3 separate regions of the Homo sapiens genome follow, and regions 2 and 3 are each linked to region 1. Evidence: chromatin contacts called from ENCODE Hi-C or POLR2A ChIA-PET data. All regions are on one chromosome and are shown on one strand. Each heading gives the region's core, a stretch centred on a gene start or an enhancer-like site at or near the end of the contact. The rest is flanking DNA. Distances are from core to core; before and after follow the strand shown. Region 1 overlaps ZMIZ1 (zinc finger MIZ-type containing 1). Region 2 overlaps LOC105378379 (a long non-coding RNA gene). Region 3 has its middle 7.9 kb from the start of LINC00595.

What was found. Hi-C counts contacts between places; a loop is a spot of excess contacts on that map. ChIA-PET counts read pairs that join two places held with the same protein, here RNA polymerase II (POLR2A). Pooled maps may share reads with other maps.
Region 2: a pooled map shows a loop between it and region 1 (2.6-fold over the local background). The contact joins two enhancer-like sites. A Hi-C loop is called at or near these places in 1 of 168 maps with a recorded cell type or tissue (posterior vena cava) and 2 of 50 pooled maps. POLR2A ChIA-PET finds 5 or more read pairs at or near these places in 4 of 52 experiments (GM12878, WTC11, activated naive CD4-positive, alpha-beta T cell and 1 more).
Region 3: a map of naive thymus-derived CD4-positive, alpha-beta T cell shows a loop between it and region 1 (26-fold over the local background). The contact joins two enhancer-like sites. A Hi-C loop is called at or near these places in 5 of 168 maps with a recorded cell type or tissue (CD4-positive, alpha-beta T cell, CD8-positive, alpha-beta T cell and naive thymus-derived CD4-positive, alpha-beta T cell), 2 of 37 single-sample maps with no recorded cell type and 10 of 50 pooled maps.

What each region holds. Positions count from the first base shown.
Region 1 is chr10:79,194,124-79,196,823 of GRCh38, reverse strand. All of the region lies in intron 4 of ZMIZ1 (zinc finger MIZ-type containing 1), which reads right to left. Among named protein-coding and RNA genes, the nearest start is that of ZMIZ1, 130 kb to the right of the region's middle. RefSeq lists an enhancer at 930-1,019. Within about 2 kb of position 1,268, at least 23 of the 41 ENCODE cell types and tissues checked have a DNase peak (open chromatin) inside an H3K27ac peak, as active enhancers do.
Region 2 is chr10:78,633,138-78,635,837 of GRCh38, reverse strand. The region is part of intron 4 of LOC105378379 (a long non-coding RNA gene); the gene reads left to right. Among named protein-coding and RNA genes, the nearest start is that of LINC00595, 370 kb to the right of the region's middle. Within about 2 kb of position 1,262, at least 4 of the 41 ENCODE cell types and tissues checked have a DNase peak (open chromatin) inside an H3K27ac peak, as active enhancers do.
Region 3 is chr10:78,258,138-78,260,837 of GRCh38, reverse strand. No RefSeq gene overlaps it. Among named protein-coding and RNA genes, the nearest start is that of LINC00595, 7.9 kb to the left of the region's middle. Within about 2 kb of position 1,262, at least 2 of the 41 ENCODE cell types and tissues checked have a DNase peak (open chromatin) inside an H3K27ac peak, as active enhancers do.

The sequences.
Region 1 (2,700 bases), core at 19-2,518:
GGGTCTACCTCTCAAGAGGAACTTTCTCCTGACATTGTGTCCGGGGGCAGAGCCCGGTGGGCCTTGATAAATGCTTGTTGCCTGGAAGCCCCAAGCAGGCACAGGAGCTTAGATCCACCCAGCTGGCGACCACAGGGCTCAGAGGCAGTTCTTTTCTGTTTAGTCATAGCGGGGGCCCAGGTCCTGCTTTAAGAAGTTAACAGCAAACTGGGAGATGGGACTGTCCACCTTCGGGCTGGCCCCACGTGGGGTCACGGGCAGTCTTGTCTGGAGGCCGGCGGCTGGACTGAACTGGCTTCTGGACAGAAAGATTCCTGGAATATTAAGGGCCGAAGGTGCTTTCAGGTCCCCTATCTACCCGCTCTGCCTCAACTGGTTTTACTCTGAGGAGCCTGGGGCCCATCAGTGTTTTGTTCAAGGCCAAGGGGCACTGGGCTGGGTCCAGGTCCCAGGGGGGCTTTGCTCCCAGGCAGGGCTGCAGCTCACAGGAACCGAGGGGTGAGTGTCTGGGCTTGCAACACCTGTGAGACCCAAGGGTGGGTAGATGGATGGCAGGAGGGACATCGCAGACCACAGGGACAGCGCTGTGTCCTGTGTTTCTTAATAAAAGAACAAATGGCTAGCGGATTATGGAGGCACCTACAGGTGAGGTGACATTTTTAAACTGTTGAGGTCAATGATGGAGAACTGCGGTTACTAACCCCAGGAATGGAGGAGATGGAGGCTCCAGTCTCTGGAGTAAAAGGGTCAAAGGCCTAGAGAGCAAAGGGTCTCAGGCATAAAGAGAGGAAGGGTGCGCTGAGGGAGGCATGCAAGAGACAGCTTGTTGAGGGGCAGGCTGGGATCTTCCATTTGTTCTACACCTGCTATGTTCAGGCACCAGGCCAGGCCCTATGCAGTGCTAATTTTCTTCATCCTTAAAAGGCTCAGAGAGGTGAAGCAAATTGCCCAAGGTGACACAGCCGGAAAGCTGCTGGGCTGAGATTCAAACCCTCTACCTTTCCAGCTGTTAATGTGCTGTTCTTTGCACTCCCCATGACTGGCAGTCAGAGCTTCCTGGTAGTCCCCACCTCCGGCTGTGACTGGGCCCCAGGAGATGACCTTCTTGTTCCACCCAACCTGCCCAAATCCAGTCACTTACATCACTGGGCTCCCTGCACACCGGCCACCTTTGGGAGGTGACACGCACCTGGTGGCCAGCAGAGGTCGCCCTTCGCCACAAGAGCGCCACTCAGCTGGGCCGCTGCCTCCGCCTCCGGGCTCCTGGACTCCTTTAAGCCTTTACAAGTCGCTACAAATCCTCCGTGGCTGCAGCTCTATAGCCGGAGAGGCCGGGCTCCCGCCCAACAGATCACTGTCGGCCTGGCCCCAGGTGCACCCGTGGCCTCAGCCCTTCCTACTGCCCCTGAATGGGGGGTGAGACCAAGCAGGCTACCCCCATCCCGGCTCAGGACCCCCGCCATGTCTCCTGGTCAGAGCAGCCAGGAGCCATGCAAAGCTAATCAGCATGGGGGATCAGGACCCTGCTTTGCTGAGTGAATAGGGCAGAGAGCTGGACCTCCATTTCGCTGTCTGCAAAGCACAGGATCGGGCTGGCCAGCCTTTGGCAGCCTGTCAAATACCAGCCTCTTAGGATTCCCTGTGAGGAGCTCCGGCTGTTCAGAAAACACCATCCCCACAAGAGGAGAATGCCTGCTTTTGAAGCTGCAAAGCCTGTCCCAAGGCAGGTCCATGGGGAGGCTGAAGGCCCGGCAGCCCCGGGAGCTGTTCTTCCAGGGCAGCCCAAGGCCAAGACGCTGCCCCTTTCACAGCTCTGTGCTTCTTCTTGCACCTTACGCTTGGCTGGGCTTAGTTGGGCAAATGGAAGTTTTTGGATGGTAACATGGGGTCAGCTCGGTCTTCCCAACTCCCGTGGGACGTCTTTCGGGACCAAGCTTCCATTTACACTTCTCACCACCCAGCAGAGCGAGGGTGTCTATGCTTAGCGGCGCCTGGTGCAGAAGACTAGTTCAAGAAAAGTTAGCGGCTATTATGTATAGAGGGCTGCTTGGAGGATAGAACGTTGAGAGCTGAAAAGGCCTGGGAACACCTGCCTCATGCCCTCATGCAGCAGGGTGGGAAGCGGAGGTGGGGAGAGGAAGAGGACACGGAGGGCATCGTGAGCAGAGCTGGGCTGGAGCCCCTCTGACAGGTCCAAATAGAGCCCTGGATATCTCTGGGCTGCCAAGTCAGCAAGGAGAGAAGCATCTCAACGGTCTCAACGGCTGGGGGAGGCAAACAGCCCTCAGGGGGCTCCTCACTGGACACAGGGATGAGGTGCTTCTAGCTGCCCCACAGAAATGTGGAGCTCCACAGGCAGCTAGCTCCCAAGGGTGGCAGCCAACCGAACAGTCAGCTGTCCCAACACAAGTGTTTTATTTCCCACCTTTGAGGCCTCACTAGTTCATCAGTCCACATAATGCACACGCACCCAGAGAGAGGCGTCTGCACAGCACACGTGTGCATAGGCACATACACATGTGACCCCTTGCATACTTCACAGCAGGTATGTGCACATGCTGGATGCCAACACAGATGCACTTGAGCACACACATCTCATGACAGCTTGCACAGGCAAGTGGGGGTCCCCGGGGAGCTGTGTGAGCAGTGGTGTGCAGAAATGATTCAATCACCATGCACATCTGCAGCTTAGGTCCCCTG
Region 2 (2,700 bases), core at 13-2,512, 560 kb after region 1:
CTACAGCTGTGATGGGTTGTGTGAGCACCCACAGTCCTCTCAAAGGCTCAGGAGAGCAGCACAGCCCTGTCCTGGAGACACTCAGTCCCAGCTCCAGATCTGCAGCTCCTTGTGTGGTCTTGGGAGGTAAGAGCCAGGAGGATGGACATGGGCTCTGGGGTCTGTTATGGCTGCTCCAAAATGTTCAGTTTCTGTGGAAAAGAAGTTCAGATAGTAGAAGTCTTAGAATTAGGGGCTGAGGCAAGCCTAGAGTCTTTGAGTTATGAGTGACAGAAAAGCTAAGCCAAACTGATTTAATAAAACCAAAAACATTTTGGTTCATATAGCTAAAAATAACAAGGATAGGATTTGGCTGCAGGTTTGGCTGGATCCAGGGTTCAGACACCACCACTTAATAGTAACACATCCAACACTCCCTTCATATCTTGACTGTTTTCCCAAGTAGTGGCTCTGCTCTCAGGTAAAATTCCTCCATATGGTGGCTGCTGGCAGGTCCAGAACTCCTTATCTTCTAAAACAAAGACCAGGAGGGAGAGACCTTTATATTTCTCCCTTTTTGTGTAGTAAAAGTTCCAGGGTGGTATTTTGTTGGATTGTGTAGGTCCTCTGTCCATCCTAAACCAATCACTGTGACCAGGAATGAGACTCAATCCCTAAGCCAGGGTTGACCCATTTCATTGCTAAACACGTGGACAGAGAATGGGAAAAGGGTTATGAAAAAACAAGGGCATGGCTGCTGGAAAGATAACAACTGCAGATATCCATGCCACGAGACAAGGTCTGTGTTTCTTAGCTGACAGCTGACCCAGCCAGGAGACATTCCTGAGGCTAGGAAAAGCAACAAACAAAAAACACCCAGTCACTCATTATCTGGTGCAAAAACACCAGCCAACATGTATCTGGGTGTTTCCTATGTGTTCAGCACAGTCCTAGGTAACTTTTAGAATTAAAAAAAGAAAAGTGGCAAATTGCAACACCCCAGTCTTTAGGGACATGCAATGTAGCTGAGGAGAGAAAAATGAATACCAAACAGTGAATGAAATTGACTGATTGAGGTCGAAAGTGTTTGGGTCACACCAGTGCTCTGGAAAATGTGGAACTGAGAAATAGAGGGGATTATTGTACCTGAACAGTGAAGACAAGAGCCCCAGTGGAGAGACTGGGTTTGAATGGACACAAGGAGAAAGGTAGAGTTCCGGGCATGGGGCTGGAGGCTGGGAGGTGTCAGGATGACTCACTCAGGGGAATCTGGATGCAAAGGGAGCAGGCTAAGCAGATGGGGAAAAGGCAGGGCAGCCAGCATAGGGCCAGAGTCTGAAGAACCCAGACAGACTCCAAGTAAATTAGATTTACTCTGGCAGCAGCAGGGAGCCATGAATGGCTTCAGAGCAGGTGCAGGACACAGCTCTCACCACCAGCTCTGCAAGTTGGCCTGGCACAGCTCAACTTGTGTCCCCAAGGACTCAAGAGTGCCCACATTAAAAGTGTGCATGTTAAAATATCAGATAAAAGGGATAAATACAACGTATATTGCATGATCCCAATTTGGTGGAAAAACATACATGAAGGCGTGACGCTGCCAACCAGTGCACAGTGAGTACTTGTATTTACTGAACACTCCTGGCGCTCACTGCAGAGCACCCTCAGTTAATTAGTTCTCGCCCTATGACTGAGTATTATCTTCCCTATTCACAGCTCCAGGACTAAGTTTTATATGGTACAGGTGAATGGCAGAGGTGGGGTGTGACTCCAGGTGTGTCCAAATCCACGGTAGCCCCTGTGCTGAAATGTTAACCATGATTACGACTCTATGGGTGGATTACAAGAGGTTTCCATTTTCCATTTAAAACTTTTCAGCCAGGCGCGGTGGCTCACGCCTGTAATCCCAGCTCTTTGGGAGGCCGAGGCAGGCAGATCATGCGGTCAGGAGTTCCAGGCCAGCCTGGCCAACGTGGTGAAACCCCGTCTCTACTAAAAATAGAAAAAATTATCCGGGCATGGTGGTGCGCACCTGTAATCCCAGCTACTTGAGAGGCTGAGGCAGGCGAATCGCTTGAACCTAGGAGGCAGAGGTTGCGGTGAGCAGAGATCACACCATTGCAACTCCAGCCTGGGTGACAGAGCAAGACTTAGTCTCAAAAAAAAAAAAAAAAACTTTTCAATAGCTTGAAAATCATCTACTGTGAATATATGTCACTTTTGCCAGTATAAAACAAATATATGTTTAAAAAAAATTCCTCTAGCCTCCGTGCTGTGGGACCTTAGGCTTCCAGAGAAATTACCTATCACAACTAGCATTTAATTCCCCCAGCACTTTCTTTGTAACAAAGCTAGCTCACAAAATGGTAGAAAGAGGCTTTACTCTCAGACTTGCAGTCACTAAGATTGTCACAGCATGTATGCCATTTTTTGCCATTTCCTTTCATTGTAAAATTAATTTTAATTGCATAAATAAAATCAAGATAACTGCTCCTTACAAAATATTATAGATAAGACTAAAGTATTATTTGACCACTGCTCCTCCCATCCAATGGTCACCTGGGAGACAACTAGAAGTATTGATTGGGGTGTGTCCTTCTAGACATTTTCCTAGTATTTACATATATAAATATGTATCCAGAAAAAAAAATACAGACCTATTGCAAGTGTGCTTAACACGATTGCATTTTATTTTATGTATCATTCTGCAACTTGCTTTTT
Region 3 (2,700 bases), core at 13-2,512, 940 kb after region 1:
AGGACATTAAGGCAGCAATGAACAGGGGAATATGTGAGTCTGAAGCTGAAAGGTAAAAGAGGTAGCTTTGGGAGACTCTGTGTCTAGAGAAAGGAAGCTGCTGAGGAGGAGGAGGAGGTGCTCCATATTACACATGTAGAGTAAGAAGAGAAGAGACCAAGGTCAGAGCTCTGGGAAGCACCAGCATGTTGGAGGTGGGCAGAGCAGGACGGGGAAAGAGAGGGTCAGCTGTATGCCTGCAGTTCATTCTCTACCTGTAGGAGAGACACCCCAGGCAAGACAGAAAGATGACCCCATCAAATCCCCTCATAATCCTTCCAGGGACAGAGCCTCTGGCAAACACTCTAATGATGTTGGCCAGCAGAAGCTCTCTTATCTATGGAATGCTTTTAGCGAGACGTGCCCTATCTGCCTAAAACCGCTCGCGGTAAACAAACCTGGAACCTATGGATTTATGTCAGATGGCTCCCTGGAAAATGTTGTGCAAGCTATGAAACTAGCAGAGAAAAAAGTGAAGATGTTTCAGGACCCAAATAGCTACGCTTTCAAGAAGGATGGCTCGCGTGTAGCACGTAGAGACCCCTAGTGATAAGTCTGGGCCAGGGCACAGCCTAATGTGGCAAAAAAGTCCTGGGAGCTGTATTGTGGTTCAGACTTCACACTTTACCCGGGCCTCACAATTATTTGTATCCTTGCAGTTATTAGTAAGGCTTAGTACTGGTTGAGATCTCTGATTCTTATGAATCCAACTGGACAAGCTGACCCTTTTTATTTTAGCTCAATAACAGAAACTTGGTAAACTGTGCTACAATCATTTGAATTTTCTGCCTAGCTCTGGTGCTGAGCCAGGCTAGTGGAGTAGCTATTTGATTATCCTGGAGGATAAATACCTAGAGACAGAAGAGGAGCCAGGCTAAGATGTGGATTTTGTCCAAACAGAAGCAATAGGACACCACTCAAGGCCTGAATGGAGAAGAGTGACAAGGTCAGACTGAAACTGTTCCTAAGTCACCATGTGAAAAATAGTGGGAGAAGGCACACTTAGAGGCAGATAACCCAGGGAGAGGCCCATCCAGTAGAAAATCTGGGGGGCCCTGGACAGGGCAGGAACAGTGGAAGTGAAAAGCAACTGGGAACTTAAGACCTACATAGGGGTTAGAATGTACAGGACTTGAAGATTGGTTGGGTCTTTGGCGGGGGCAGTGGAAAAGGAGGAGTCGACGTTTCTCCCTTGCATAACTGGTTGGGCAATGGTGCCAGTCACAGGGAAGAGGAACATGGGACAGCAAGCATGGAGATGATGAGAAGTTCTGCTTTGAATGTTTCCACTGTCTGGCACATCCTCAAGAAGGTATCTTGTAGGTAGTTGGATATGTGGTTCTGAAGCTCAGGAGCAATGACTGGGCTGGAGATAGAAAGTGGACTTGTCTTGGTTCATTCATGCTGCAACAATAAAGTACTTGGGACTGGGTAATTTATAAGGACAGAGATGTATTCCTCACATCTCTGGAGGCTGGGAAGTCCAATATCATAGCGTCAGATCTGGTGTCTGGTAAGAGCTGATCAACTCTGCTTGCAAGAGGGTGGCTTGCTGCTTCATCCTCACATAGCAGAAGGACAAAAGGCAAAAGGGGCCCAGATGCTTCCCTCAAGTCCTTTTAAAAGGACACTAATCCCATTCATGAGGGTGGAGCTCTCATGACTTACCACCTTCTAAAGGCCCCACCTCTTAACCCTATCACATTGGGTCTTAAGTTTCAACACACAAATTTTAGGGGAACACAGACATTCAAACCTTAACATTCTACCCCTGACCCCTCAAAATTCATGTTCTTCTCACATGCAAAATACATCCATTCCATCCCAATAGCCCCAAAATTCTTAACTCGTTCCAGCATCAACTCAAAAGTCTAAAGTCCTAAGTCTCATCTAAATATCATCTAAATCAGATATGGGTGAGACTCAAAGGTGTGATTCATCCTGAGGCAAACTGCCCTCTACCTGTGAGCCTGTGAAACTGAACAAGTTACGTGCTTCCAAAATACAATGGTGGGACAGGCATAGGATAGATGTTCCCATTCCAAAAGGGAGCAACTGGAAAAAAGAAAGGAGTAACAGATCCCAAGTAAGTCCAAAACCCAGCAAGGCAAACAGTGTTACATCTTGAAGCTTGAGAAGAATATTTTTTGACTCCATGTCCTGCCTTCTGGACACAACGAGTCAGGGGTTGGGCCTCTGAGGTTCGCTACCAAGGTTGACAGCCTGTGCCCTCTGAAGTGGCAGCCCAAGCTGTACCAGGGCCCTCTTGAGCCACACTTGAGCCTCAGCTGGGGTGGCTAAAGAGCACTGCACCAGAAGTATGAAGCAAAAATTGGAGGTGGCTCTGGGCAGCAAGCCCAAGGTCCCACAGGCACACTGAGCCCCTCCCTTGAAACAGTTCTACCACCCTCAAGGCCCTGGCACTCTGGGCCTGTGATGGATGTGGCAGCCCTGAAGATCTCCAAAATACCTTTAGGGCCGTTCTTCCAGTGTCCTGATGGAAAGCATCTGGCTTCTTTCTGTCCCTACTAATCTGATCAAACAGTCGCTTAGCCACATTGTAGATGCTGTCTCCTGAACACATTTTTTCAGGTGTTACAGGCTGAGAATTCTCCAACTCTTTGAGTTCTGCTTCCCTTTTGAGTATAAATTCTATATTTA